Regions from separate parts of the Homo sapiens genome. Here regions 1 and 3 are each linked to region 2. The links are chromatin loops, found by intact Hi-C in ENCODE. Cell type or tissue: mammary epithelial cell. All regions are shown on one strand. Each heading gives the region's core, and the rest is flanking DNA. Links, peaks and the distances in the headings are about the cores only.

Region 1 (10,384 bases), core at 2,473-7,472, 450 kb after region 2:
TGTATATCAACTGCTCAAAGACCGATAGTACCATGCAGCTGAACCCACAACAACAAAGTTCAAAAGAACCATATTAGTAACAAACACGGCCCAAAATCAGGCAATGAAGCATATTTAAAAACATTACATTTAATCATTTTGCTTGACTTATTGGAATTAATTTCTGGATGGTACAGATTTCTTTACATAGTGCTCCAGTTAAGGATGAACTGGTAGCTTATTTTTCTGTTAAATAAATTTGCTGAGAGCAAAAAGAGGCAATAAAAATCCCACTGATCTTATTAGCATTATTATATAATAAGGACCACATTTTAAAAACAGAATATAAAACCACCTTCTGCCTTTTCTAGAAGGTGGTAGCATACTAACATAGTAAATATACAACCTGCTTATAAAAATTGCTATGTAACATTGACACAACAGTCCCTCCCTGACACAGAAAAACAGGTAAATATCCCCAATCTCCTAGCCATTATTGTATGAAGTTGGTCTGGGTCTCTCTGTCCCTTCTAACAAGTCTAACCATAACTTCATTCTGATGATAAACACCACCCTCCTCCAAAAGGTGGAGGGTGCAGTCCTATTACAAAATAGGACTGTCCCTCCTTATTTATCTGTGTATCTATAAAGAATAAGGTATTTCTGTTTCTACATAACATGGAGTAACACAGATCAGATTTACCCTCCACCCTGAAACAACAACAAAAACCAGACGAAATGCAGAAACAAGAACGAGAAGGCCCTGACCAGCAGGCAACTAAAGAACAGTGATCCCTGGGAGACAGGAACCCGCGGCAAGTCCTCAAACCATGCTGGCTGCTGCCTTCAGAGTTCCCAGGCCATGGCATGGGAATTCTCATGTATTCTCAGTCCAGGTGCCCAGGTTTGAGGAGACAGAGCTGGAAGTCCACAGAGACCAAGGCAGCAGGACAAAGTACCAAAGAGGAAAGAGCTCCGAGATCTTCAGTGAGCCCCACTCCAGTACGTGGCCGGGTACCAACAGGTACACAGGTACCAGGAAGCTGCCCAAGGCTGGGGGTCAGGGTTGGGAACTGACATCCGAAAAGATTAGAGAAACAGTGCCCGAAACTCACACAGAGCCAGAAACAGTACCTGTTCCCACCATATGGGATGGACTGGAAATCCCTGTCATGAGGATTATTACAAGGAAGTAATGTGAGAAAACTTGTAATGAGCAGGGCACTTGGTAGAATATTCAGAAAAATCCTGCTCAGGAGCGCGGGATGATTAGCCTTACACTGAGCACAGCTCCAGATCCGCCTAGCAAATCATAGACATAAGATCTTAACGAGCAGATGGTTTCCGAGCAACTTAACCAGATTTCAGGACAAAATTCAAGGAGATTCACAATAATACAAAAATGTCGAGCACCCAGGAAGGTGAAAATCACCAAAATGCCACACAAAGAGTAAACATCATCCAAAAAATCCAAAAAAGGCCTCAGGCTCATTCACTGTGCTCAGCCACTGTGCTTTGTGTACCTGATGCAAAAGCCAGGGTGACAGACCAGGCCTCTGACAGCAAACATACTTCCAGTTACCTAGCCCCTCTAAAAATCTCAATAAAAGACAAGCTCCCTTAATAGGATGAAAAGAACTGCCCCCGTCCCCTGCCAAAAATAGGTCCAATATTTTTGAGTAGGAAAAACTCAAGATCTTGCTGTCTTAGTTCAATGGAATGTCCACTCATCCACGGTTGCTCCCCAGTTTCGAGCCAGCACAAACTTTCCCCTCAAGACTCGACGCACCTTCCAGACTCTCCCTGCATTGAATCCAGCTCAGCCCCTGGCTCTGCACTGGGCAAAAGTAAGCCTCTCTTCTCCAGATAAAAAAAGAGCCACACCAGGGAAAACAGGTCATGCAGAGATCCCTCTGGGCCCTGCACTTTTTCTTCTTGCCTCCCTGTGGCTGTAGAGAAGAATCCGCACCTCTCCTTCCCCATGCTTATTGAAGGGCCTTTGGGGAAGAGGGCTGTGAAGGCACAGCACTTTGTGATTCAGCCACTCGGACACAGCTAAGGAAGAGCTCCCGTGCAGGGGTGACTGCCTACACTTCCAGCAGCTGGGCTCAGAGGGTCCTGTGTGCACCTCCTTTACTTATCAGACATGCCCAACAAAACGTACTTATCAACCCTTCTAATCTATCAGTTAAAACGTAATTTCAAAAATCTCTACATAATGTGTCTTTGCAAGGCCAAAACAATAATTAAAAGCTATTTTAGGCCAGGCATGGTGGCTCACACCTGTAATCCCAGCACTTTGGGAAGCCAAAGTGGGCGCATCACATGAGGCCAGGAATTCAAGACCAGCCTGGCCAACCTGGCGAAACCCTGTTTCTATACAAAAATTAGCCAGGTGTGGTGGGTGTGCATCTGTAATCCCAGCTACTGGAGAGGCTGAGGCACAAGAATCATTTGAACCCGGGAAGCAGAGGCTGCAGTGAGCCGAGACTGCGCCACTGCACTCCAGCATGGGCGACAGCACCAGACTCTGTCTCAAAAAAAAAAAAAAGCTGTTTTACATTTTGGGAAGCCAAGATGGGAGGATCACTTGAGGACCGGAGTTCAAGACCAGCATGGGAAACATGGCAGGACCCCCATCTCCACAAGAAAATTAAAAATTAGCTGGGTGTGATGGGATGTGCCTGTAGTCCCAACTACTCAGGAGACTGAGTTTGGGGGATCGCTTGAGCCCAGGAGGTTGAGGCTACAGTGAGCAGTGATTGCACCACTAAATTCCAGCCTGGATGACAGAGTGAGACCTCATCTCTGATAAAGGCTGGGCGCGGTGGCTCACACCTGTAATCCTAGCACTGTGGGAGGCTGAGGTGGGCAGATTACCTGAGCTCAGGAGTTGGAGACCAGCCTGGGGAACATGGCGAAACCCTGTCTCTACTAAAAATACAAAAAACTAGCCGGCCGTGGTGGTGTGCACCTGTAATCCCAGCTACTGGGAAGGCTGGGGCACAAGAATTGCTTGAACCCAGAAGGCAGAATTGCAGTGAGCCGAGATTGCACCACTTCACTCCAGCCTGGGAGACAGAGGGAGACTCTGTCTCAACAATAAATAAATAAATAAATAAAAATAATTTTAAAAGTTATTCTATATTAGCAGCTATATTCTCATTTTGACATTAAATATTAAAGAGACCCTGGTCTTTTTCCATGAGTGTGTCTCAAACACTTGTTCCAAGCATCCCTGCCGATCTTACCTTGTCACAGAAGACCTTGATCTGGCAGTAGGCCCGGTGCACAGGCTTGTTGCTGCGGTTGTTGTAACTATAGGTATCAACTTGAATGTTAAGAGGCAACCCCTTCACTCCCTTCTGGGAAGAGAAATCTGTGCTTAAGCAGTTCACAGAGATGAAAACCTGCCAAGGGAAGAGAAGGTTCCATAAGCAACAGGCACCAAGTCAAACCTAGCACAGCTCATGAAAATATTAACATCACTGAAATTACTCAAGTCTATTTTAAATGAGAAGCTCAGCTTCTCATTTTTTAAAAAAGGGTTTTTAAAAAGAGGTGATCAGGGGTTTATTTTAAAACTGCTTTTGGTCATAGAAATAGCAGACCTTAAAGAGGAGGAAGAGTCGGCAGCTCTGAACCTCTGCTTATGTTCCCTTCCAGAATCCCTATTTAATATCAGCTAGGACAGGGGAAGAGGCTGGTTAGCTTTCCTGATGTCATTTTCCAAAGTTACCAATAGCATAGCTCCCTCTGCAGCTGTTCTGTAACTTAGTAAAAACTTCCTAGGAATCCACCTATATTTGCGTTGACACCACCTCTTAGGATAACCTGTAGTACTCTGTGTCCTCATATTTTAGAACTTATGACATCAGTGTTCCTCTAATCCACAATTTTTATAAGATTCCAATAAAGTTCTCTCTCAATCTTTGCCCATGCAGACTAAACAGTCCTCATTTCTTTCCAGTTTGTTCTTATTAACCTTTTGGTTATCAAATCACATTGGGCCCAGTGTTCAAGGGATGATTTGTAATTTACAATTATTTCCATACTCCTTTCTAGGTATGGAAATATCAGTGCAAGGGTCTTTTATTTAAACATAACTGGATTCTTTACATGCCCAGATTAAACCTAAGACAAAAGTGGTAACGTTTGTTAATAGGCTGAGAACTTAACGATCACTAAACACCCAGGAATGTGTTCCTCATTCAAGAAGTTCCACACAGATGTGGTCAAAACTCCCTAGAATAACCCGGGAAGATGTTATGCTGGTGGGTCTATTTCCATGAGAGAAACGAAGAATCCAATTCCTTAAGCAACAGTTCTACTATTCAATCATGAAATTACTTCAGAGAAACTGTCTAAACCAGACTTTGAGCTTCTCAACCCACAGTTTCAAAAGTCTGCTTTCCTATCAGTGCCCAAGCCACCACTTCCCACAGGAGCAATTTTTTTTTTTTTTTTTGAGACAGTCTGGCTCTGTCACCCAGGCTGGAGTGTGGTGGTGTGATCTCAGCTCACTGCAACCTTTGCCTTCTGGATTCAAGCCATGCTCCCACCTCAGCCTTCCAACTAGCTGGGATCACAGGTGTGCGCCACCACGCCCAGGTAATTTTTGTATTTTTTTTTTTTTTAGAGACAGGGTTCCACTATGTTGCCCAGGCTGGTCTCCAACTCCTGAGCTCAAGCAATCCTACCATCTTGGCCTCCCAAAGTGCTGGGATTACAGGCAGGAGCTACCACACTCAGCCCACAAGAACAATATTTAAAGATGACTTCCAAGTGCAGTAGGTTAGCACCGGCTACACTCACTCCAGCTGCTAGCATGTGCCTGAGCAATGCACTAAGCCGGCGAGAACCCATCCAGGGGGATCCCCCACCTTCGAAATGGAAGGCAGGAGATGTCACACCCTTCTCTCCTGGGCTCCAAATCAGTTATCTCCCGCACATTTTCTCAAAAGTTAAAATAAGCTGAGTCACATTATGAATATGACATTGGAAGCTGCTACTTAAGAGGAACCCAGTGTACAGCAAATAAACATGTGCCATTTCCCCACTATTTTTATCACTGTGGATTTTAAAAATGTTTTTGAGCTCCCTTTCAACTAGTTTTAGAATTTACTGCGGATGCATGTGCACCACATAGTGGACATTATTGGAATTACAGTTTTTAAAACTAAGACTGGCCCATTTCAGACCCTTCAACCCCGTGAGCTGACAGGGGAAGATTCCTTCTAGCCCCTGGGTCAACAGCCAAGAATGGGTCCACCACAAGCAGCACTGGGTGTCACTGGCTGAACTAGGGCAGATGGGGAAAAATTTAAGTTATAATGGGGTTGGGGGGCAGCTATAGTAACTTTTTTTTTTTGAGATGAAGTTTTGCTCTTGTTGCCCAGGCTGGAGTGCAATGGCGCAATCTCGGCTCACAGCAACCCTGCAACCTCCGCCTCCCGGGTTCAAGCGATTCTCCTGCCCCAGCCTCCTGGGTAGCCAGGATTACAGGCTTGCACCACCACACCTGGCTAATTTTGTATTTTTAGTAGAGACAGGGTTTCACTATATTGGCCAGGCTGGTCTCGAACTCCTGACCTCATGATCCGCCCACCTCGGCCTCCCAAAGTGCTCAGATTACAGGTGTGAGTCACCACTCCCGGCCACATTTTTTTTTTTAAACACTTCAAGTACAATCTCTAAATCCACAAATCAGAGGTAAGGAGAGTCTGTGGAATGCATTCAGGTTTAAAAAAAAAAAAAGTCCATGCAAACAACTAAGCAAAGTAACCAAACCACCATATATTTTTCAATTTACAACCAATGGAAAATCCGAATTTTTTCTGTCATTCTAGGCCACGTGGCTCAATTCCTAGTTCAAAAACAGCTGCCTGGGAAAGTTCGACTTCATCCTCACGATTCCAGGAAGTGATATTCCCTTTACAAGAAGATTTCACAGTAATCCAACCCGAAACCTAACCTCCCCTTGCTTCCCAGTTTCAAGTTTCTATTCAAAAAAGAAATGAGCAGGGGCCAAATCCCAGGATCGGGGCAAACATGGAGCTTTGGCACAGCTTTGCCCATGCTGGTGTGCATTCATGATGATTTGCAGTCTCTTACTGATATACATTTCTCTCTTATTCTAAAAAATCAATTCTTCCCAAACTTGGCAGTTTTCTAAATGTATTAAAGAAAGTTGACAATGGTCCTAATTCAGCATTAAAAAAAAAATGCTACCTTGCCTAGATAAATACACAAACATCCCAGGAGAAGGTGACAAAGCTGTGAAACGTAAGCACTGCAGGCCAGGAACATGAGAGACAAGAACAGTGGGCCGAAGATGCCAAAGAGAAGATGGGGCCGGTGCTCACGATGCCCCTGCTCTTAGGAAAGGATCCCAGGTAAGAACACAGATGATCAAGGGGATATGCTGGTGTGGAGGGGACATACGTGCCGGGTTTAACCCTCAACCAAAGTCTACAAGGGGAGCCACATGCACAGCCGCTTAGGTCTGAACATCAAAGCATTTGAGCTGGCCCCTAACTAAGCACTGCGACCCAGTGCAAGGGTCCTTACCTGTCAAAGGGCAGGGTGAGTTCGTGGATCTCTAGATGACTACCTCTGGACGTCTATGATTATATACTTATATTGACAAAGGATGAATCCTATATCCATACTGTTTTTACTGGTGACAATAATTTTGTGTAATACATTTACCTATCAACTTTTTATAAGTCATATTAGTTTAAAAATACCAAGTAAGTTGCCAGTTAAAGTCATCACAATAACTACTTATGTAAAACTTAAGAATCTCATACGGCAATGGCTCTCAAAGTGTGATGCCAGGAGCATCAGCACGAGGGAACTTGTTGGAAATGAAGATCCTGGTGCCCACCCCAGACTCACTGAATCCGAAAACTCAGGGAGAGTGAAGCGGGAGGTTAACAAGCTCTCCAGCTAATTCTATGCACACTAAAGTTTCAGAATCCTGTCTGTACAACAGTGCCTCACAACTCTGACTGAATTAGAATCGCCTGGCAGGACTTTAAAACATACGGATGTCAGATGTCCTGGCTACACCCCAGAGATTCTGATTTCATTGTCCTGGAATGGGTTTGAGATGCTGGGACTGTTTTTTTTGGTGCTTCCTACCAAATTCGAGTAATTCGAGTGATTGGCCAAGATAGAAACCACTGCGGTAACGTGATTAGTCTTCTAGCTGCTTATACACTGTGATCCACAAAAGGTCTACCTTGGCTCCAAAACTCTGAGATTATTAAAGCAAGTTCCAATACATGGTTTCCTTTCCTTAAAGAGTTAAGATATTTTTATATGTATTTATATGTATGCCAGCAAGTTTTTAACATTAAACAAAATTTTTACAGAGGCATAGCCCTATCAAATAAGAATATTCATGTAATCAAAAGAAAGATCTAGGTTAAAGCCATTTTGTTCAACCCTGCTATTCAATAAGGTCATGCAAATCCTCAAATACTCAAGAGTTCTTAAGATATTAACCACAAAAATAAACAAGTACACACACATTAAACTCTCCCGCTTATTTTTATTACTCATGTTATGTTTGATTTCATAGGGATTTGCATTTGTGGATGAACTTGTGTGTTCAGCTGAAGGCTGAAGTTGTAACTCTGAACCACAGGACAAAGCATGATGTGATGTCTTCCTCACTAAATGGCAATGTCCTTGAGAAGACCCTGTCTTAATCATCTCTGTGTCTCACGCCTGGCTCATAACATATGCTTATTGCATGCTTTTAATAAAAGGAGGAAAATGCATACTGGGTAGTAAGTAAGTATAGCTAAGAATAAATAAAATGTAGATATATAAAATATCTTTTCATACCCTTATCTAAATCAGAAGCGACTATTTTTCTGTAAAGGGCCCGACATTATTTTCACATCCGTAGGTCATATGCAACTACTCGACTCTGCAGTAATAGTGTAAAAGCAGCCACGGATATGAGTGTGGTCGTGTTTCGATAAAACTTGATTTATATAAGCAGGCACCTAGCTGGCCCGCGCCTCAGAGCTGTCGTCTGCTGACCAGTGATCTAAACCATCCTCTAAGTTGCTTGGACATTAATTTATCCTTACATCATCACGATGGAGTAAATAGGGAGGAGGTGTATTTCCCTGTTTGTAATTGAGTATTTCCACTTTCCGCATAAGCGACTTCCTGGCAAGACATCCAGTGTGTGCTGTGCCCATGTGTCACTCGCCTGTGGAAACACACTGTCCCTATCAGCCCAGCCCACACTCATGGAGGGGACCAGGTAAGTTCTGAGGGAGAAGTGCAGCTTCCGGGGAGCTTTATGGTCAGGAGGGTGGCCTTCTTTAGTCTGCAACTGAACAGTTTTGTTTAATGTTAAAAAGCTGCTGGCATACACATATGGCGAGTGTAGAAACACAAGCCAGAGCTCTCCCTTGGGTCCAGTGGGAGCAACAAGATGGGCACACTTTGTTCCTCAGTTTTAACACTTCCCATGGATTCTACCTAATGGGCAGCCCCGAGTGAGCAAGACCACAGGGCTGTTCACCCAAATCCAGGTAAAACCAGGCTCGGACCATTCCTATCCTGCAGACAAATTATCACTGTGATTACAGAAAACACTCCACTATCTTTACAGAGGATGGGAAAGAGGTAAAAAGTAAGATGAATGAGCACACATCCAACTCCTCCTCTATAAAACATACAGGAATGCACGCACACTTAAAAAGCCCCATTTCAGAATCGGAGTAGGCTGAATGATTTACAACCTTCCTTCTCTAGAAAGATGTGAAGATCTCTGACATAAAACTTTAAGAATTCAAAAGATGACCTTTTCTGTTTTCATACTTCCTTCCCAATTATTTTGAGAGAAAACATTTGTATTCAAATAATTAGAACATTAATCTCAAAAGATGAGCAACTACTATTCCCACCCAAATTATTGGAAGAGAAAAAAACTAACCACAAACATAAACTGCTGAACAGGCCAAGGTGCTCTACAAGATTCCTTTTTAAATGTCTAGCCCATTTTTCTAAGGACAGTTCCTCATTCCTGACCAAGAATTTATGCACTTAGAATGTTTCAAAATATTTAATTCTTTTTTTTTTTTTGGTTTTCAAACCTCAGTTTGAAAATGAGAGGAAAACAAAATAAAATGATTTACATAATCAAAGGATTAACTGATACAGACTTTTATTCTAAATGCTCACAAGCACAGAAACCAACAAGAAATCAGATCTTGAACGAATTTATAATGATTCTTCCAGGAAGCACCGCGGCAGCCACATAAGCGCTGTTCACACCTGGCTGCGTCTGCCAAGTTAGTCCTCAAAGAGAAAACAAGGAGGAAAAAGACAAAAAAAAAACAAACCACCAAACCCAGTGTGCTCAAAACACAGATCACCATCAGAGGTTCATTTCACAGCAGGTATAGGGAAAGTAACTGAGAATCAATTTTATAAAACCCCCAACACACCCACTCCTTTCGAGCTTTTATCAACACCACAAACCAAGACACAATTCCAGTAAAGCTTGCTAACTGTCTAGTCTAAAGAGAGTAGTCAGGAACGTGAACTTTAACAAGTGAATTTAATTTGTGGAGAGAAATTATAGAAATATTTTTAAATCTCCTAATTCACAGAAAAGAATGCATGAACAAAGCACTTGGAGTCCATGAGTCAAAAGTTACAAAAACATCAAGTGGTGAAGTTAGGAGCTAAGGGATGCAAATGTTTAATACATATCAGGGTATTTTTCATGAACTAGCAAAAAGGCTGTTGCTCTTTAAAAATTACCACAATGACAGTAATACTCATTCTGTATTATCATTCACCTATAAGAAAATAATCCAACATCCAAATATTAGTCTTAATTTTTTTTTCCACTGAGAAATTTAGGTAGAATTTTACATGGTTTTGTAACGTTGCTGCTATAATGCTGAAAATAATTTCCATAAGACTTTCATAATATAGTTTGCTCAACTGAGTAGAATAAAACAATTTCAAAATTTGAGCACTGGCCAGGCAGTGGCTCACACCTGTATGTGGGAGGATTGCTTGAGTCCAGGAGTTTGAGACCACCCTGGGCAACATAGCGAGACCCTGTCTCTAAAACAGAAAATAAAATAAATTAGCTGGGCATGGTGGTGTGCACCTGTAGTCCCAGCTACTTGGGAGGCCAAGGCGGGAGTATGGCTTGAGCCTAGGAGGTAGAGGCTGCAGTGAGCTGTGTCATGCCACTGCACTCCAGCCTGGGCAACAGAGTGAGACCCTGTCTTTAGAGTAAAAAAAAAAAAAAGATTGAACATTTAGATCCATTAAGACTAATATGAAGCAACTTTATGACAGTTTGGATAAGGTTTCCTTTTTTTTTTTTTTTTGAGAGAGAGTCTTGCCCAGGCTG
Region 2 (10,384 bases), core at 3,218-8,217:
CATCCTCCCATGTGGACGGTGCACATCTGCTCAGCCCACCCCACATGTCCAGAGTTGGCTGCAAACTCCTTGTCCAGAGCCTCTGGTGGTGGGACCTACTTAAGTCTGACGGACCTGTCCTGTCCAGGCCAGTGCCCAGGGAAGGTGTGGGAGGCCCTTTGAGCCTGGCCTGCAGAGACCATCCGTGTCCCCTCCCACCTTCATGCCTGTGAGAAGTTAGGAATGTATACGGTACCACATTTGGCAGTCAGCTTATTTTAATAAATTCAGCAACAGCAAGTCCCTACCATGTTGTGTATCTTCACCATCTTGTCTGACCATGACCACTGGCCTTGTGTGTTCTTTTACTCAACGTGTACCCCCGCTCTCCCCCAAAGTGTGGCAGGCTCTCATGCTCCTTAACCCCCATTGTGGCAATGTCTTACGGGTAACGCTGGAGCTGCAGGAGGAGGGAAGGACACGTCAGAGCCACCAGGCAGTGGGAGCATCTTGGAGTCCCCACCAGCCTCATGAGGGGGACAGGAAGAGAGCAAATGTGTAGGGAGGAAGGCTGTGGCTCCTCCCGGGGTGGGAAGGTCAAGCCGATGCTGTCACCCATTTACCAAAGCTGAAGAGAGTGACTTCCTTTCTCAAAAGCATCACCTTCCCCTGAACCCTGAGTCCAGAGAAGCCAGGAGCCCTCATGTGGCTGCCGAGTTAGCTCAGGGCTTGGCTTATCACCAACTCTGGTCTCCCTGGGCCAGGGTTGCCAAAACATGAAAGATTTTTTCAGGAGCCAGAGGTTGGTTCTGACTGGAGGGGGAGGGCGGGAAGGAGTGCTGTAGTCCACAGCCCTACCTTCCGGGAGCCTGAGAAGTAGGATGCTGGTGTGTTTGGGTAACTCTGAGCTCCCCAACAAGGGCAGTTCCCTGGGATCCGGGACCCACTATGTTAAGAGAGTTGGCACTGAGTATGTACTGTGTGCCAAGAAATTTGAGCTAGACACCAAGCCTAGAATCTTGGTAAATTAGGTCTTCCATCTTAAAAAGGAAGAAATTCCCGAGATCGCTTAGTGGCAGTGGTGAGCTTGGACTGAAAAGGGGGGTATTCCACTCAAAATCAACTAAGGCTTTGGAAACAATGCTCTTTCAGCCAGTTAGGGAAAATGTAATCCAACAACGGTCAGTAGTGCCAGTGGGGACAGAAACAGCCGCAGGTAATCCCGTGCTACACGTGAGTGGCCCCTGAAACCTCGCTTCTGACCACAGCTTGGCGTAGCCACTTACAGGCCCCAACAAAGCCAGACTTGGGTCTGTGAAATGATGTGGCCAGGCTTGATCAAGTGATCTTCCTTGGCCCTTGTACATGGGAGCAGGCAGGCGAATTTGGCAGGAGAGACCAGAGAACGAGGACAGCCAGACGGTAGCCGGGGCTGTGTCGACACCAGGCACCGTCCTCCAGGAGGCTTAAGTCCTGCTTTGCATTTGGGTATCTCCACGTCATTTTTAAAGATGGTGCTGTCTGGTCGTGCACAGATACTGGGCATTTCTAGACTCGTGACTTGAAGTGAATACAGCTCCACCAAGACCACTTGTGAATTTCTTCCTGGCGTGCTGGCCCCCGGGAGAGGGGATTCAGGGGAATTGAACTATTGGGCAAAGGTAAAGGCAGCCAGAGTGCATTAGAATCACTTAGGGTGCTTCTTAAAAATACTCATTATTGCCCCCTGACCACTTTCCCCAGACTCTGGGGATGGAGTAGTGTTGGAGCAACTGGAGAACCATCTGGAAGACATAAAAGTATCCCCAACTCCTGCTCCAAAATACATTCCAGATAGATGAAAGTTTTAAATATAACAGATTAGACCATAAACCTACTGGAAACAAAGTCAAAAGGCAAGGGACCAACGGCTACAATGCCCGTGAAAAGGACTAATTTTCTTCATATTAAAAACAACAAATCAATAAAGTAACTATGCAATAGAAAGTGGGCAAGGCATAAACTTGGCTCACAGTAAAGTTTTTTTTTTTTTGGTAGGCAGAGTCTCACTCTCACCCAGGCTGGAATGCAGTGGCACCATCTCAGCTCACTGTAACCTCTGTCTCCCGGGTTCAAACGATTCTTCTGCCTCAGCCCCCTGAGTAGCTAGGACTACAGGTGCATGCCACCACACCGGGCTAATTTTTGTATTTGTAGTAGAGACGGTTTCACCATGTTGGCCAGGCTGGCCTTGAACTCCTGGTCTCAAGTGATCCACCCGTCTCTGCCTCCCAAAGTGCAGGGATTATAAGCATGAGCCACCACGCCCAGCCAACAGTAAACTTTTTGAACATGAAGACATTTGTCAACCAAAGGAAACACACAGTAAAACTATGAGAATCTATTTCTCACCTATCAGATTGGCAAAGACAAGAGTTCCCCAGCTCGCGGGGTGAGCAGGTGTGCTCAAGCACTGGGCGGAAAAGTAAATTAGAGCAACAGTCTCTTTGGAGGGAACTTGATAATATCAATAATCCACATTATCTTTGACCCAGCAGTTCTAAGAATTTCTCTGATGATACTCTTCTAAAATTATTCATTGTGGCATCATTTGTAAACAATCTCTTGTACACAAGCAGGTACTGATGAAATTGTCAATGGAACGGGATATACAGTGGTTAAGGAATGAAGCAGATTCATCAGTACTGATAAGGAACAAGCTCCAAGCTAGATTCAGTGAGGATAGCAAAGCAAGGGGCACGTGTAGTATGCTACTGTGTGTGTAAAAAGCAAAATCAAACCCCAACAAACTGTGTGTGTACATACATACTTGCATATGCATGGCATATTTCTGGAAGAGCTTGTAAGAAACGGGTAACAGAGGTTGCCTCTAGGCAGAAGAACCAGAGGCCTGGGCCGAGAGTGGGGACTGGCTCCACACTGCGCTTTTGATATTGGAATGTATTACTGACTTTACGAGGATTGTAAAATAGGTTTCCCGCGTGAAGACATAAACTCAGAGATGAACTCAAGTCACGCAGATAGTGAGGCAGCATTCAAGCCAGGTCAGAGGACCCCAGCATTCATTCGGTGTTTCCCTACCCTGGGAACATGCTGTTAAGCAGCTGGAGGGTGGCTTGGGCAGTGGACTGGCTCAGGGGGACATGGTAGAGTTGCTCACGACCTGGTCCTCACCTTTGCAGGGTCCAGGAGGGCTGGCTCATGCCAACCCAGCTCATGAGGCCGACGAAGGCAGCAGACCCATCAGAAGCCAAAGATGGGAACATTCCTGGCACATCAGCAGGTGGTCAACCCCTCCCTCCCCGACAGTGTCAGGGCCAGGCACTGCCCCTCACAGATAGCCTGCAGCAACCAAGGGCAGGCCAGAAGCCGGTGGGCAGAGCAAGCCACGTGTGCCCCCTGCGGCCCTCTTGAGCCCTGGCTGATGCCCACTTTGCACTTTCTCGTGGGTAGGGCCTGCCCCTTCCCGGGCCTCACTCGGCTTGTCTTGTGAAGTCATGTGCTCGTCACACCCCAGCAGTGACCTCTGCTACTGGGACCACACATCTCTTCGCAGGTTCCCTCCTTACTAGATTTTCCTAAGTGACTCGAAGTGGCTGGCTAGCCCCTTCCGCTTAGGGGGTTTTCTGGCTGTCACCCTGTACCCTCTTTGACATGGGCCCTCCCCCATGCTGGATCTGGGGGTTTGCTTTGCACCATCTCTGGGCCCGGCTGGAAAACTGCCCCTGAAGGCAAGAGTCGACCCATTTCAAATCGGGCTCTGTCCCCACCAGGGATTCCCGAGAAGCCTCAGTGCCTGGGGGTGAGGGGGGCAAGTGGGGGGCTCTGCCTTCTCCGCCTCACCCAATCTCACCCATCGGGTTTCAAGGTAGGACGTCATGTGAAGCAAAGGCTTTGCAGAGTTCTCCCAGTTCTTGTTTTTTACAGATGGGATGAAGCCCAGAGAGGCCAAGTGACTCGTCCAAGGCGAGTCTGTAAGTTAGAAGGAGGGCCTGGGTGTCCTCAGGGCCCTGCCTCGCCAGCCAGCTTCTGCTCCTGGGCTCTTGCTGAACAATGACCATGACTAGAATGCGGCATCCTTCTCTCACCAAGGGCAACGTGTTCCCGGCCCCTGCTCTCTGCCAATCCTATTCCCTGCCAGGGTGGCAGAGGCAGCCCCGAGCACCCATGGCTCCGGAATACCACAGACGGTGGCACCTGGCCCTGCATTCCTGCTGTGGCTTCAGCTTCGGCTGGAGCTGGACAGACGAAGCTGGACCCAGGCCCCACACCTCACTAGGCACTAGCCAGACCCAGGCCCTATGCCTCACTAGGCACAGGGGTCCCCACGGCCGCCTCCTTCTGAGTGGGGGTTGAGCTGGTGCCCCCCACCCACGGCAGGGCAGCTACAAGGGAGGATTGGTGAAGGCCCGAATGCAGGGCACAGAGTGGAAGCGCCTCCGGAATTCTTGCTGCTGTTGGGAGTTCGGAGAATTTTATCCACATGCAGCACTGACTCCAGGCTGGAGAGGGCTGTGACCAGGCGTGCTCTGCCACTGGCCAGGGGTTACCTAGGTGGAGCTCAGTCAGGTGACTTGTGGAGCTCAGGCCCGTGAGCTTGTGAGCTGGGGAGCGGGGGTCTCCAGGCTGGGCCAGCTCGGGGGTGGCTCCGCAGGGGAGGAGACCTGGTGCCCTGCTGGGCGAGGGTCAGTCTGGGCCTGGGTGGTTCCGCCAGGAGGGTCATGCACCTGGCCCTGGGGGTGCCTGTCAGAAGGCCTGGCCCTTCCAGCTTCTCACCCGCCCCAGGGCTGTGCAGGCCCCACTCCCTGGCTTCTCAAGGAGGGTTGCCAGACTTAGCACAAAGATAAGATACTGCACGGGACATATGTCAGCTGCAAAATTGCTTCTCGTTGATCTGAAATTCAAGTGTAACTGGGTGCCCTGTATTGTATCTGGCATTCCTATCTGGCAATAAGGCCTCTGGTCCTGGGTACCGGGAGCCTGGCCTCAGCTTTTGTGTGCCGTTTGGCCCACCACAAGTCAGGGGCTCCTCTGGGCCTCAGCATCCTCCTCTGTCATCAAATGCCGCCCAGGACAGAAAGCTTTTCTCGAAAGCAGGCCCAGCTGGAACCCGCACACCCAAGCCCTGGATGGCCCTCCTAGCTATGGACACCAGGGGGCAGCAGCACCCCGCGGTGGCAGCGCGGTCGGGGCCAGGAAAAGGCAGTCAAATCACTCGACCACTGGGCAAACACTGATAGCTCCACTATCGCAGGGGGCCCTTGACAGCCACAGGGCTGTGAGACTGGAGCGTGGCCTCGATCCAGAGCTCCCGACTCAGCCACTCCAGGGTCCCGGGGGCTTTGAGGAAGGGGCACCAGGCAGCCCAGTCCCCGACCAGACCACTCCCCTGACCCCCAAAACACTTCCTGAGGCCCCCCAGGTGAAGCCCCCAGCCCAGCCCCTGCACCCCTGCCCCATGTTGTAGAACCAGCCCTGTGTACAGCTGGTGGGGCCCTGCAGCCTTGGTCCTGCCTGTCCCCCTGCCCGTCCCCGAAGTGGCCCCAATCCCCTCTGAGGTGTTCCCAATCCTCCCCTGTGCCCACCAGCGACTGGTGACCCCACCCGGCCTCCCCTGACCACCCCCCATGATAGGCTGAGTGGGCGGAGGGCAGATCTCCCCCCGCCACCCCTCCTGTGGGGCTGGTGCCTGGCACCTGTCCCTGAGCCAGAGGCAGAGCCCACCTGAGGCTGCCTGTGCCGCCCTCCCCATCCCCCACACACTACCACACATGCAAACACACCACACACATCCACAGCGCACACTAAGACCACATGCCCCAGCCTCACACACACCCCACAAGACACCCGCACACATGGCTCCCATGCTCTGCCATCCCTGCCAGGGTGCCTGACCCTAACCCTGGGGCCCCCACCTTCGGAGGTCCCCAGGAACCTGGAGGTCAGGTCCTGCCCCTGAGGACCCTTGCCATTCCCCTCAAGGCCCTGCAGCCCCTCCCTCTGCCCCTGGTTCCCTGACCACATGGTTTACAGATGAAGACACAGCGCTTGTCCAGTGCCAGGCGGCTCATTCGAGGTGGAGCTGGGACTTGGCCTGGGTCTCAGTGTGTGTCCAGGGCATAAGCTCATGCGGTTCCAGCTGCGTGAAGACAGAGCAGAGCCACCTGCTGACCCTCCCTTCATTCATTCATCCCCACTCATTCCTGAGCAGCCTCGCAGGGCTTCAGGGTGGAGACGACCAGAGTAATTTGATGAGGTCACCGAAGGCGACCTCTGGAGGAGGGGACATGGAGGCCTAGGACAGGCCTGGTGCAGGGAAGCTCAGTGTGGAGGGAGGCCACTGTGGGCCCAGGTGGGCCAGGAAGGGGAGCAGGGTGCCCAGAGCCCAGGCCCAGCCTCTCAGGCCACGGAGACAGGCACCCCACCTGGCCCTCCTGGAATGAGCTGTCAGGGCTGCCACTCAACAGCCTCATGTGGCACTCCAGAAGCCACCCACCTGTGGACTCGGGTCCACCACAGCACACGCAATGCCACACACACACACACACACACACACACAGTACAGTACACACCACCACACACATTCACAGCACACGCAATGCCACTCACACACAGCACACACCACCACACACATCCACAGCATACACAGTTACACCATGCCCCACACACCATGACACACACAGACACACATGCATCCACAACACACACATGTACACATAGTTACACCATGCCCCACACACCACCACACACGCAAACATACCACACACATCCACAGCACACACACAGTCACACCATCCCTCACACACCACTACACACGCAAATACACCACACACATCCACATCACACAAAGTCACACCATGCCCCACACACCACCACACACGCAAACATACCACACACATACACATCGCACACACGGTCACACCATGCCCACACACCACCACACATGCAAACACACCACACACCTCGACATCACACACAAAGTCACACCATCCCCACACCATTCCCACACACCCAAACACACCACACACATCCACAGCACACACTAAGACCACATGCCCCAGCCACACACACACCCAAGACAACACACAGACGCACACACACACACCTAGTGGATGAGCCCGCTCGAGCCCGGAGGGCCTGGCTGCAGCTGGAAGAGGCCGTGGGCAGGTGGCTCCAGGGCGGGCCAGGGTCTGCCTTCCCGTGAACTGCAGGAGGCAGGTGGCCCCTTCAGGTCGGGGCCCCATGGTACAGTCACACAGCCCGCTGGGAAGAGCCGGAGGAGCTGAGGCCTTCCAGGGGCCCTCCAGGGGCTGCCGCCCCGCCCGCCCCCGCTGGCCTCAGTCACCCCTCCTCCCGAGCTCCCTCCCACCCTCCCCAGCCTCCTGCCCCAGGCAGGCTGTACCCGCCCCCGCAGCTCCTGCGCCCCGGCAGTGCCCTGCTGTGCCATGCCCCGCGCTGGCCCTGGGGAGGTGTTTGCTGGATAAACAGCTGCCCCCCGGGGCCCAGGCCGCAGTGCTCCTTCGCCACCGTGTCTCCAGCATCACCCCTTCTCCTCTGAGACCTCTTCCCAGGCCACAGTAAGGGAGCCCCAAGCCAAGGAGAGGGCGTGCCCAGCTTAAAGGAAACTGACCTTGGCCCTGCCCTACCCCGCCCCACTCTGGGCCGGGATACATCGCTGCCGACCCGGAGCCGGAGCCCAGGACCAGCGGGCACCAGGCCCCTGCGCCGCAGTGGCGGGGTCAGAGCGGCAGGACTGGGTGGCTGGTGACAGGTGGGACTAGCGCGGGACCACTTGCCTCTCGAGCCGAGCCCCGCCCCTGCCCCACAGCTCCATTTTCTTCTTGTTCCTTTCAGGGCTGCCAGGCTGCCCCAAGCCGGAGTCTGTTCCCCGACGGCCGAGGCTCCCGCTGGCTGGCAGCTCCCCAGGCGTGTGGGTTTGATTCCCAACGGCGCCCAGCCCAGGGCAAGGCGGCTGGGGGAAGGCCACGCCACGGATGAACCCAAGGCCGAACTCCTGTTTTTCTAAATACCTTTTCCGGGGCCCACGAGGTCCCTCTCAGAAGCCTGAAGGTCCTGTGGGTTCTGTCTCCTCTTGGGGGGCTGTGATCCTAACTGGACCCCCGTTTTGGGTCCCTGCTCATGCGCACCCCTGATCTCAAGAGGCAGATAGAAGATCTAATGACGTACCTGCCTAAGCCCGGCAAGGAGGGGAGGGTTCCATTCGGAGTCCAGTGCCCCGCCCTGAGAAACGGGCGCTCAGGAGGGCGCCCCTCAGGCAGTGGTGGGGAGGCGCGCCCCCTTCTCCACTAGGGCGTGACCTGGCACGGGGTGGGGAGGGAGTCAGGCCTGGGTGCCACAAATACAGTGCGTTTAAGTCTTGTTCAGGGACCCAGGGAGAAACTCCTTCATTTCTCTAGACACCAGGGGCCCTGAAGGAGGCCGCTGGCAAGGAAACATGGACCCGGCTCCAGCCCAGCTACTGGAAGACCTTTCTGGAATCGGGAGAAGACGCACCTCGGACTTGGGAGCTGATCCTTCTTTCAATTCCTGATTCTGCCACCTCTTGCTAAGGATTTCAGGCTAGTTACTTAACTTCTCTTAAACCAGCATTATCAATCTGTATAATGTGGTAGTGATACCACATTGCAGGGTTGATGGGAGGGTTAAATTAGACGTTTAAAGTTTTAAACAGTGTCTGTACGTGGAAACCCTTGATAAATGGGAGCTAATGTTTTGCTAGCTCAATGCTGGTTCCCACGCGGGAGGCCAGTCTACCCAAGCAGAAAATGCCTGGGGCTGTATTAATTAAGGCCTAAGGTTCAGAGTAAGGGAGGTGACAGTCTTGCCCTACTAGGGGTTCATCGTGGCCTGACTAGATGAACTGTCTTGGGACTAACACCTCATACTGCCACCCTTCCCTCCACACTCCAGGGCTTCCTTCCTTCGAGTCTAAACATTTTCCTGTCTCAGGAGTTGTTCCCATTACCCTGTATTTACTCAGTGAGCATGGGACACCATGCAGTGAGTGTCAGGACAGCTGGTGGATGGGACCATGGAGCCACCGGAGCCATTTTCCAGAGTTTCTGTTGAGTCCACCCACATAAGCCTTGCTTATGCAGGTACATGATTAGATCTTCTATCTGTCTATAGGATAAGGGACACTTGTATGCAACTCCCAAGGAACTTTAACAACTTGGAGTGCCCGTGCAGGATGGCAAAGGGTCTGGGATCCCCTGGGGCAAGGAGAAGGCAGGACAAGAGAGAAGCTTGCAGAAGGAGGTGGTTGGAGGAAGAGGAAGCAGGCCCAGGGCCAGTACTGCAAATTACCAGGGAAGGACAGGTGGAGACACTTTCTTTCTTTTTTTTTTTTTTTTTGAGACAGAGTCTCTGTCACCCAGGCTACAGTGCAGTGGCACCGTCTCGGCTCACTGCAACCTCCGACTTCTGGGTTTACGCCATTCTCCTGCCTCAGCCTCCTGAGTAGCTGGGACTACAGGCGCCCACCACCATGCCCGGCTAATTTTTTATATTTTTAGTAGAGACGGGGTTTCACCGTGTTAGCCAGAATGGTCTCGATTTCCTGACCTCATGATCCACCCGCTTTGGCCTCCCAAAGTGCTGTGATTACAGGCGTGAGCCACCGCACCCAGCCGAGACACTTTCTAACAACCCGCCCTGAAAGATCCTGATCCCGGACAAAGGAAGAGACTGAGGAGGCCTCCTGCTGGGTGGGTGGCATGGACGACAGTTTTGGGTTCACTTCTGGGTTCTTTCCTCCTCTGATAGGCTGGGCTTCTTGGCACAGGGACACCATCTTTGGGGTTCAATTCCCTGCCTTCCCAGAGAGCACTGGACTCCTGGACAAATCATACTGGCTTCTGTGAGCTCCTTGTAGGGCAGGGTCCACTAGGATCCCCATATCTACCTCCTCCATATCTGAGCAGAGGTGGTTATAATGGTTAATTTTATGTGTCAACATGACTGGGCCAGGGGGTACCCAGACATTTGGGCAAACCGATTATTTTGGGTGTGCCTGTGAGGGTGCTTTTGGATGAATTTGACATTGGAACTGGTGACCAATGGGGGAACCAGGTGGGGTAAAGCAGATCCCCCTCCCCAATGTGGGGGTCCTCATCCACTCAGCTGAAGGCCTGAATAGGACAAAAGCCTGAGAATTTGTTCTTTGCCTCACAGTCTTGAGCTGGGACATTGGCCTCCTCCTCCCTTAAGATTCAGACTGGAACTACACCATTAGCTCTCCTGGGTCCCCAGCTTGCTGACCTCTGTCTACAGGGGACAGGGCTGCTTGTCTCCTTGGGACCTCTCAGCCTCCATAATCACGTATAAGCCAATTCCTTATGATAAATACATCTATCTAACCATCCATTCGCCTACCCATTCATCC
Region 3 (10,384 bases), core at 1,972-6,971, 230 kb before region 2:
TTTTCTTAGCTGACATGGCTTTATATTTTCAGTTTTGGAAACTATGGGGTACAGCTTATCCTTTTGTCTATGGTATCATTTATCATACGTTTTGGAACATGTCATTTTAGAATGTATTTTCTCTAAATACTGACAAATTTGCCTTTAAATACCATCTGTTGATGTTTAAGATACCCCTTTAGTACACTAAAGTCAAATGTATACAAGGAGTTTATCATAACTTGTGTGATAATGGTGGGATTATTATTATTTTTTGTTTTTTATTTTTTGAGACAAGAGTTTCACTCTTGTTGCCCAGGCTGGAGTTCAACGGCACAATCTCGGCTCACTGCATCCTCCGGCTCCTGGGTTCAAGCGATTTTCCTGCCTCAGCCTCCTGAGTAGCTGGGATTACAGGCATGCGCCACCATGCCCAGCTAATTTTGTGTTTTTAGTAGAGATGGGGTTTCTCCATGTTGGTCAGGCTGGTCTCAAGCTCCCTACCTCAGGTGACCCACCCGCCTTGTCCTCCCAAAGTGCTGGGATTACAGGTGTGAGCCACCATGCCCGGCCAGGATTATTTAAATGTGTTCCCAAGTGAAAGAGGGAACTGATCATTGAGGGTACCATGAGAGTGCTCTATGTTATGACATGCTGGTGCCATGTAAATGAAGGGCGTTTGTTTCAAGTCTTTAATTAGTATGTAAGGTTTGCAGAAAAGCTATCAGGATACAGGAAGGCATTAAGGAGCCGATGGAGTGTTTTCATTCTTAATCCCAGTGGAGTGTGTGTGCATGGACATGTGTGTTTAGATACAGAAAGTGAGAGAGAGGTAAGGGTTTTCCTTGGTTTGCCAGTTTTTTAGCGATAATGAAGTAAACACCTAACTAGAAACCTAAGCAAACTAATTTTTTTGTTTTATTTTCAGATTGTCTTCTTACATAATGATAGATACATTGAATTTCATTCGCAATCAGGTTTTTACTACAAAACCAGAATACCAAAGTTTGGGAGAGATTTCTCTTACCACTATCCATCCTGTGACTTGTACTTTGTTGGTGCAAGGTATTGGATCCAGTCCCTTTTTCTCCTTTTCACCTCCTAAAACAACCAACTTCTGTTCCTAAATTTCGTGTACATTTTCTCTGTTTAGGTAACTTGCTTTAATAAAAAAGTGATACGTGGCTCTTGTAAAAAAAAAAAAAAAAAGAAAAGAAAACACAGGATAGGCAAAAAATTCTATTTTCTACATATTGGTTTACTTATAAGTACCATATACTGTTTTAACAACTGTTGTTTTGCTTAATACAATATTTTCTAATGTTAAAAATATCTGTGATAGTTATGTGCCTCATTGGGAAATACTGATGGGAAGTGTGTGAGCCTTTTCAGTTTAGCCCGGTTGCCACAATTTATGAGACATAGTATTGTTTTATTTATCTGTTTATCTTCTAGACTTTTGTCTCGACCTTAAGTTTGCTTCATGTCAGTAATCAGTTTCTATCTGATCACTTTGTGATTAATAGGTCATATGTGGTTATGGACTCTAGTTTAAAAAAATTGGGAGAGGGTTTTATTGTTATTATTTTTGGTAATTTGATAGTTTGATTTAATTTGATTTGCATGAAATGACAAAAGCATTTAAAGCATCTTTCATTATGTAGTTGATGTCCTACATTAAACAGTCTACTAAATTCTGAACAAAAGTTTATTAGCAAGTTTTCAAAAATTTAAAAAACAGTTGTTTCAAAACCATTAAGTAGTAAATGTATTTAAGAAACTAATTAGGACAGATGTCATAACTTTAGAACACCACTACCTACCCATGTCTTTTTGTTTTGTTTTTTCTGTTTTTTTTGTTTGTTTGTTTCATTTTCTTTTTTTGAGAGGGAGTCTCACACTGTCACCCAGGCTGCAGTGCAGTGGTACGATCTTGGCTCACTGCAACCTCTGCCTCCCAGGTTCAAGTGATTCTCCAGCCCCAGCCTCCTGAGTAGCTGAGACTATGGGCGCCTGCCACCATGCCCAGCTAATTTTTGTATTTTTAGTAGAGGCGATGTTTCACCTTGTTGGCCAGGCTGGTCTCGAACTCCTGACCTCAGGTGATCCACCCACCTCGGCCTCCCAAAGTGCTGGGAGTACAGACATGAGCCACGGTGCCCGGCCCTGTTTTGTTTTGTTTTTAACAAAGCAATTAGTGTATCTTTTTGGCTATTAGTATTAGCAATTTATTTACAATATTTAACGAGATAAATTGTAGGCAAAAATTCAGTACAATTTCAATAGAAATATCCCTTTTTTTTCCCCTGAAAATACAGCAGTATTTGAAGGACTAATTTCTTTAAAGAAGAATAAGACATGATCTTTGCTTTTAAGTTGCTGAAAGTGAAGGTATAATTCCTACATGTGACTCATTTAGGAGTGATATCTTTGGCTTCTGTTAGTATGGTGCTAAATTTGGAGATAGACATGTATAATCTAGTTGATAAAGTCAGTTTCTTAGCCCTATTGCACAGTATTTCAAAACTTTTTATTCTAAGTACCTTTTTGGTTTTATTATTAGTTTTTTATAAAGATGGGGTCTCACTATGTTTCCCAGGCTGGTCTTGAATTCCTGGGCTCAAAAGATCCTCTTGCTTTGGCCTCACAAAATGTTGGGATTACAGGTGTGAGCTACTGTACCTGGCCTTTATTATTATTATTATCATTATTATTATTATTATTATTTGAGATGGAGTCTCGCTCTGTCGCCAGGCTGGAGTGCAGTGGTGCAATCTCCACTCACTGTAACCTCCACCTCCCAGGTTCAAGCGATTCTCCTGCCCCATCCTCCCGAGTAGCTGGGATTACAGGCATGCGCCGCCACGCCCAGGTAATTTTTGTATTTTTAGTAGAGACAGGGTTTCACCATATTGGCAAGGATGGTCTCGGTCTCTTGACCTCGTGATCCGCCCACCTCAGCCTCCCAAAGTGTTGGGATTACAGGCGTGAGCCACCGCTGCCCAGCCCTGTGTTATTTTTATGGTCATCAAAAAGGTAGCATTTGACCAGGTATTTGACTGGTGGCTATTATGTTTGTGTGTGTGTGTGTGTGTGTGTGTGTGTATATATGTGTGTGTGTATGTGTGTGTGTGTGTATATATATATATATAAAAAATAAAAATATATATATATATACAAATACATACCCATTTTAGAAAATTGGGAAAATATAGAAAAGAAAAAATTCAGGCTGGGCATGGTGGCTCATGCTTGTAATCCAGCACTTTGGGAGGCTGAGGTGGGCAGATCACCTGAGGTCAGGAGTTCAAGACCAGCCTGGCCAACATGGTGAAACCTCGCCTCTACTAAAAATACAAAAAAATAGTTTGAGACCAGCCTGGCCAACATGGTGAAACCCTGTCTCTACTAAAAATACAAAAAATTAGCCGGGTGTAGTGAGTGGCGCCCGTGAGCTGAGATTGCGCTATTGCACTCCAGCCTGGGCAATAAGAGCAAAACCCCATATCAAAAACAAAAAAACAAAAAAAAAGAAAAAATTCAGCCATAATTACACCACCCAGAGAGGATCCTTATTATATTTCCTTCTAGTCCTTTCTTATATACATATGTAGATACATTACATATACTTTTGGATCTTGTATTCTCCATCTTATTTGTAAATAGTATTCTACGTAATGACTTCATATTTCCTTGGCACATGAATGGTTTAAATCACTTTTATACATGAACAAATTCATAAAGTGGATATTTTTCAGATTTAGAATACGTTTTTGTATCAGTGTTACAAAAGGAAGTGGTGGCTTATGAGTAATATATATATTTATAAAATTTATATTTACTTAAAGTTTCATTGTAGTTTAGCAGGTTTTTAACTTTCTTTATTACTTTACAGTTCTGAAGTTTATAGGTTAAACTTAGAACAAGGACGATACCTGAATCCTCTACAAACTGATGCTGCGTGAGTAGTTTTAGTAATTCTGCTATATACATTTTGACCAGGAGGTGGAGCCAGATGCTCAGTTTGTTAACAAGTAACATAAACTATTGCAATTAAGCAAAACTCCCAGCAACTTAGTTAAAAAGTACTGTTGAATTTATTCTCAGACAAAAAATTCACTGAAAGATCTGGTGATTACTTTAAAAATTAAATGAAAGCTTTTTTTCATCTACTCAACTTTAAGTCAGTTAAAAATACTCAGTTTATTATTATTACTTGTAGTGTTCTTTAAATTTACATTCATGGTTTTGTTTTGTGATATTTTCTCCTGTGGAGAACTTTTGAATTAATTTGGAGTGCCATTTTTAAATTTTTATGCTCTGCTAGCGGACATTTAAGGTTTTTAAAGGTTTCCTTTTATCATACATTATAGTCTACACATATGTACTATGCAGCAAAAATTTTTAGGAATGAATCCATCATCATCATCATCACAACAAATAATAGTGATAAACACAGTAGGAAAGCACTTTGTGCCAGGTGTTATTCAGTCATTTTACCTTTATTATCTCATTTTAAACTTAGAACAGATTTTTGTGGTAAGTACCATTTTACAGATAGGGCAGCTGAGGCTCAGAGAGGTAAGTAGTTTGCCCAAGGCCACACAACTAGTCAAGGGTGGAAGCTGGATTACTTCTCATTGTGTATATGAAGAGCTTGCTGAATTTCTCGTATTGCTTTGAGAGGATTTTTAAAGGTTAGGTGAACATGTTGTGATAAGAACCAAATAAACTCTAATTTTTTTTTATTTCACATTGGGTAGAAATGCTTTTATTTTTATTAAAAAAAAAACTTGTAGTAGTAACTTCACAAATGCATTATATTGAGTGTCCTCTGTACCCCAGATACTGCTGAACGCTTTGCAGTCTTTTTCATTTAATCCCCATAACAACCCCCCGAGGTAGGTGAAATATCCATTTTACAGAGAAAGAAAATGAGACTTAGAATGATGTACCCAGGACAAGCCTGTCAAGGCTCAGGATTGTCATGGTGATAGCGTGTGTTCTTTTAAGAATGTTACCTGCCTTGGAAGAAAATACCTTGAAAAATAGAGTGACCCTTTCTTCTCATGGTAGTGGAATAGTATTTCAGAAGGAAGTCCCTCCTTGTTTGTCACCTAGCAGGTAGAGTGTCACCCTGGGGATCAGAAACTCCAGTGACTGAGCCAAGCACTTAACCCTTTCATACCTTGGTGTTTTCCATTTGCAGATTAGTAAGAGAGAATCTGTGTGTCTTCTTTCTACTCAGAATTTGGGTTGACTGTTTATTTATTTAATATTCCTTCCCCACTAAAGTAGGTGCTAACTAATTCATTCTTTCTTACTGCTTTCCTGTGTTAGGGAGAATAATGTTTGTGACATAAATTCAGTGCATGGCTTGTTTGCCACAGGAACCATAGAGGTAAGCATATGTTGACTTTATTTTTTAGAATATTTGTTTTATATTTGATTGGAATTTTTATTTAAAGACTGAGTTGCTTGATTCCTTAGAGCAGGATGATAATGAGGTGATAGCTTGAACATCCTGTAGAGTAACATTCAGTAAATATTGAGATGAATGTACACAACATTTTTCTTTTAAATGATAATATCTTTGAATCAATGTCCTTCACACTTACCAATAGTTTTTTGTAGATTTGCATTTTTCACTTAAAATAATGATAAATACTCATAGTTTTAAAAAATGCAAATATGTCAGAAGCATGTAATTTTAAAAAGTGCCCTTTTATACCTTCCAGTCACCAAATCCTACACCCCAGAGGTAACACTTGAATGGTTTGGAGTAGTATCCTTTCAAATTTTTTTTCCTAAGTGCTATATGCCAATATGCATATGTGTACATACATATTTTTTAAAGTGGTTTACCAAACTGAAATTGTATTCTACTGTAGTTCTCCATTTGCTTTTTTTTTTTTAGACATAACAGTATATAATATACATCTTATTGGTACTTATAATTACTTACGATGCTAAACTAATTTTAAAAAAATTTACAGGCCAGGCGCAGTGGCTCACTAATCCTAGCACTTTGGGAGGCCAAGGCAGGCAGATTACTTGAGATCAGGAGTTTGAGACCAGCCTGGCCAATATGGCGAAACACCGTCTCTACTAAAAATACAAAAATTAGCCGGGTGTGGTGGCACACACCTGTAATCCCAGCTATTTGGGAGGCTGAGGCAGGGGGGCGGAGGTTGCAGTGAATGAAGATTGGGCCACTGCACTCCCGCCTGGGTGACAGAGCGAGACTCCGTCTCAAAAAAAAAAATGATAGTTTACAGATAGCATTCTGTTGTTTGTACTATAATTTATTAAACCAGTTTCATATGGATGGAATTAATGGTTTTTTTTTTACTCAAATTATTTTTATGTTGAGAGATTAATGCAGCCACAAAAAAGAATGAAAGAATGTTCTTTGCAGCAACATGGATGCAGCTGGAGGCTGTTACCCTAAGTGAATTAAGACAGGAACAGAAAACCAAATACTGCGTGTTCTCACTTATGAGTGGGAGCTAACCGTTGGGTACTCATGACCATAAAGATGACAACACTAGACACTGGGGATTACTGGATGGGGAAGGGAGGGAGGGAGGCAAGGGTTGAAAACTAACTGTTGGCTACCATGCTCACTGCCTGGGTGACGGGATCAGTCACACTGCAAACCTCAGCATTATGCAATATACCAGTGTAACAAACCTGCACGTACCCCCAGAGTCTAACAAAGAAGTTGAAGTTGTATTTTAAAAAAAGATTAATATTTGAAATGGGACACTAAGTTTGATCTGACAGATATTATGTAAAACTATGTTGAATGTGTTTGAATACTGTTATGTCTAAATCAAGCTTTCTCTTGGTAGTCAGGTTACTTGAGATTACCAAGGGGAAGTTTTACAAGAGTTTCCCTGAGAAAATAGTTTTTAGGGTCCTTACAGGGCAGTCTAGGCTAGACACCAGGCAATGTGCTAAGAGAAGTTATGTATTAGAACGTGCTGCTCTTCCAGCAGCTGGTTTAAGACCAGCCTAGGACATGTTGAAGGGATAGGAGGTAGGGATGCTCAAAGACTGGGCTTCCGGAAATTCCTTGATTATTAGCAGCTTGCAGTTTCATAAGCATAGTCAGATCAGGCTTAACAAATTCATTTTACATTGATTTTCATATTACATCTCAGATTTTAGTTTCTTCTTTAGTTCTTAGTTATCATAATATTGTCAAACTAAATGTTTGCATTTTGTGCTTTTTGAAGTGCCTAAGAGGGGAGGTTTGGCAATGGAAATATTCAAATTTAGGTAATAGAAAATCAGTGTGCTTAAAAATACATTTTGTATTTACACTGGAAGTTATCTGCATACCCATTTTGTGTTTTTGGAATGCAACTTTTCTTTTTTATGTCCATAAAATTTATTAACTCATTTTGAGAAGACATAGAAGACTAGACCATTTGGAATTACCTGCTGTAGTTTAAAAAGGTTTCCCTTCGATTATTCATCTTTGCAACATACCTACTTGTAATAATATTAAAAGATTAATGAGGTCAGAACCTCCTAAGTATATTGAAGGGTTTGCTTTTAAGGTAGTTAATATATTAAACAATCTTAAAACATCTTTGTTTATGTTTTTGTTTTATCATTACAAAATCAAATGATAGACAAGAACACAAAGTGAAAAGTGTAATTCCCTTCCACCCTGTCCTATTCCTGTTTCCTTAGGTAAATACTGTTAATAATTTGCTGTGTATCCTCTCAGGTTTTTCTGTTTGCACAAGCATTTTTTTAAAAACACAAATGTTGGCTGGGTGTGGTGGCTCACGTCCGTCATCCCAGCTCTTTGGAAGTGCGAGTGGGTGGAACGCTTGAGTCCAGGAGTTCGAGACCAGCCTGGGCAACATGGCGACACCTCTTCTCTACCAAAAATCCAAAAATTAGACAGGCGTGGTGCATACCATAGATGCAGCTACTGGGGAAGCTGAGGTGAGAGGATGGATTGAGCCTACAAGGTGGAGGCTGCAATACGCTGTGATTGTGCCCTGCACTCCAGCTGGGCGACTGAACAAGACCTTGTCTCAAACACACAAACAACGACCCCTCATTTAAAAAAGTAAATTGCTTTTTTGTGGACACAATTCTAGTACATGTATATTCACATCATTCTTTGTAATGGCTAATACTCAGTTTAAATGGACGTACTACAGTTTCTCCATTCTGTTTTTTTTTGAGACAGTCTTGCTTTGTTTCCCAGGCTGGACTCGGCTCACCGCAATGTCTGCCTCCCAGGTTCAAGCGATTCTCTTGCCTCAGGCTCCCGAATAGCTGGGATTACAAGCACCTGCCACCATGCCCAGCTAATTTTGTATTTTTAGTAGAGACGGGGTTTCACCATTGGCCAGGCTGGTCTCGAACTCCTGACCTCAGGTGATCCACCTACCTCGGCCTTCAAAAGTGCTGGGATTACAGGCATAAGCCACCATGCCCGGCCTGTTCTGTTTTTTTGGGTTTTTTTTTTTTTTAGACGGAGTCTCTCTCTGTTGCCTAGGCAGGAGTGCAGTGGCACGCTCAGCTCGCTGTAGCCTCTGCCTCCCGGGTTCAAGCAATTCTCCTGCCTCAGCCTCCTAGTGTGTGGGATTACGGGCATGCGCCACTATGCCTGGCTAATTTTGTATTTTTTTTTTTTTTGGAGACGGAGTCTCGCTCTGTCGCCCAGGCTGGAGTGCAGTGGTGCGATCTCGGCTCACTGCAAGCTCCAGCCTCCCGGGTTCATGCCATTCTCCTGCCTCAGCCTCCCAAGTAGCTGGGACTAAAAGCGCCCGCCACCATGCCCGGCTAATTTTTTGTATTTTTTAGTAGAGACTGGGTTTCACTGTGTTAGCCAGGATGGTCTCGATCTCCTGACCTCGTGATCTCCCCATCTTGGCCTCCCAAAGTGCTGGGATTACAGGCGTGGCCACCGCGCCTGGCCGGGATTCTTCTTTTCATTAAAAAAAATTTTCCCCAGCTTTTTATTTTTAAAAAGTTCACATCTTTGTAAAAGTTTAGTGATATATATATTTTGCATTTTCTTTTCCCATAAAAATGTACATGTATTAAAAATGTTTTTTGAACCTTTTGAAAATAAGTTGCAGGCATTATGATATTTCTTCCCTAAATACTTTAAAATGGATTTCTTAAAAATAAGGACTTTTTCTATGAAATAAACAATGTTAATGTGGTTTATTTTTGTATGTGTTTTAAGGATTTCTTAGCAGCTTTTTTTTTTTTTTTGAGACGAAGTCTTGCTCTGTCGCTCAGACTGGTGTGCAGTGGCATAATCTCGGCTCACTGCAACCTCCACCTCCCGGGTTCAAGCAGTTCTTCTGCCTTAGCCTCCCAAGTAGCTGGGATTACAGGCGTGCACCACATACCCAGCTAATTTTTTGTATTTTTAGTAGAAACAGAGTTTCGCCATGTTAGTCAGACTAGTCTCAAACTCCTGGCTTCAGGTGATCAGCCCGCCTCGGCCTCCCAAAGTGCTGGGATTACAGGCATGAGCCACCATGCCCCGCCTTCTACAGCTTTTATTTAAAATTGTTTTTCATTTGCATAGGGTAGAGTGGAGTGCTGGGACCCAAGAACTCGAAACAGAGTTGGCCTGTTAGACTGCGCCTTAAACAGTGTCACAGCAGATTCAGAGTAAGTAGAAATTAATTTGCAATGTAAATGTTCATCAACTTTTAATTTAAGTAATGTGTCTATATTAAATTCAAATAAATTGCTACAGGATATCTGAAATTGTACTTTCCATGATTGTTTTTCATAAAGATCCTCTCCTGTAAAAGCTCACTAGTGAGTAAGCCAGATAGAATTTCTTTCCAAAATACTATACAGAAGGCCTTATTTCTTTAGTTGCTGTACGATTTTATTAAAACAATTACACTACAGGAATTTGTATTCCAATTTTGTAGAATCTAGTGATAGAACCAGGAGTCCACCACAAAGTCCACAGAGGTGTGCTTTGAATTCTAAGGTGGAAGGAAGCAAGTGTTTTTTTAATATTTTCTTGTTCCTGTTTGCCTAATTTCTACATTTAAACCAATCAGAAGAGTTTTCACTATTATACATCCATTTACAGTTTTATGATTATTTCCTGAGAAATGATACCTAGAACCTGAATTTCTGGATTAAATAGCATACATGTTTTGAAGGTTTTTGGTACATTGCTAAATTGCCCTACAGAAAACATAACCTCAGGTTAAATGTCTCCCTGCATGCCCAGAGCATACATTGCTCACTCTCCTCAGCCTGGGACGTCCATCACAGCACTGCTAATAATAAGTCTTAGAAAGAGCCTGAGGATATTGATTAAATAAAGCTTAGTAGAAATAGTAGCTGACAGATAGTGCTTTCTATTTGCCAGGTACTGGGTCTAAGTTCTTTA

Evidence for each region. Peaks named below come from ENCODE experiments on the same cell type or tissue, not always from the same donor. Only the 100,000 strongest peaks of a DNase experiment are listed, where the experiment ranks them.
Region 1: it touches region 2 in a loop (4-fold over the local background); 11 of 110 quality-filtered maps call a loop at or near these places.
Region 3: a loop joins it to region 2, with 6 times the contacts of the local background. A loop is called at or near these places in 64 of 110 quality-filtered maps.

What each region holds. Positions count from the first base shown.
Region 1 is chr2:9,979,129-9,989,512 of GRCh38, reverse strand. It overlaps GRHL1 (grainyhead like transcription factor 1), which reads right to left. Exons shown (of 16, transcript NM_198182.3): 9 at 3,231-3,389. Among named protein-coding and RNA genes, the nearest start is that of GRHL1, 33 kb to the right of the region's middle. In mammary epithelial cell, for the core only: a CTCF peak has its summit at 5,111; no DNase peak of the experiment used is centred there.
Region 2 is chr2:10,429,870-10,440,253 of GRCh38, reverse strand. LOC124907732 (a long non-coding RNA gene) reads left to right here and starts at 7,441. Exons shown (of 2, transcript XR_007086214.1): 1 at 7,441-7,556; 2 at 8,397-8,668. ODC1 (ornithine decarboxylase 1) reads left to right here. Exons shown (of 12, transcript NM_002539.3): 12 at 1-286. RefSeq lists enhancers at 5,011-5,060, 5,705-6,669, 6,670-7,635 and a silencer at 7,330-7,389. In mammary epithelial cell, for the core only: a CTCF peak has its summit at 5,129 (motif pointing right); no DNase peak of the experiment used is centred there; H3K4me3 peaks cover 600 bases.
Region 3 is chr2:10,662,214-10,672,597 of GRCh38, reverse strand. It overlaps NOL10 (nucleolar protein 10), which reads left to right. Exons shown (of 21, transcript NM_024894.4): 6 at 908-1,044; 7 at 3,875-3,940; 8 at 5,320-5,380; 9 at 9,554-9,639. Among named protein-coding and RNA genes, the nearest start is that of NOL10, 23 kb to the left of the region's middle. In mammary epithelial cell, for the core only: a CTCF peak has its summit at 4,001 (motif pointing right); no DNase peak of the experiment used is centred there.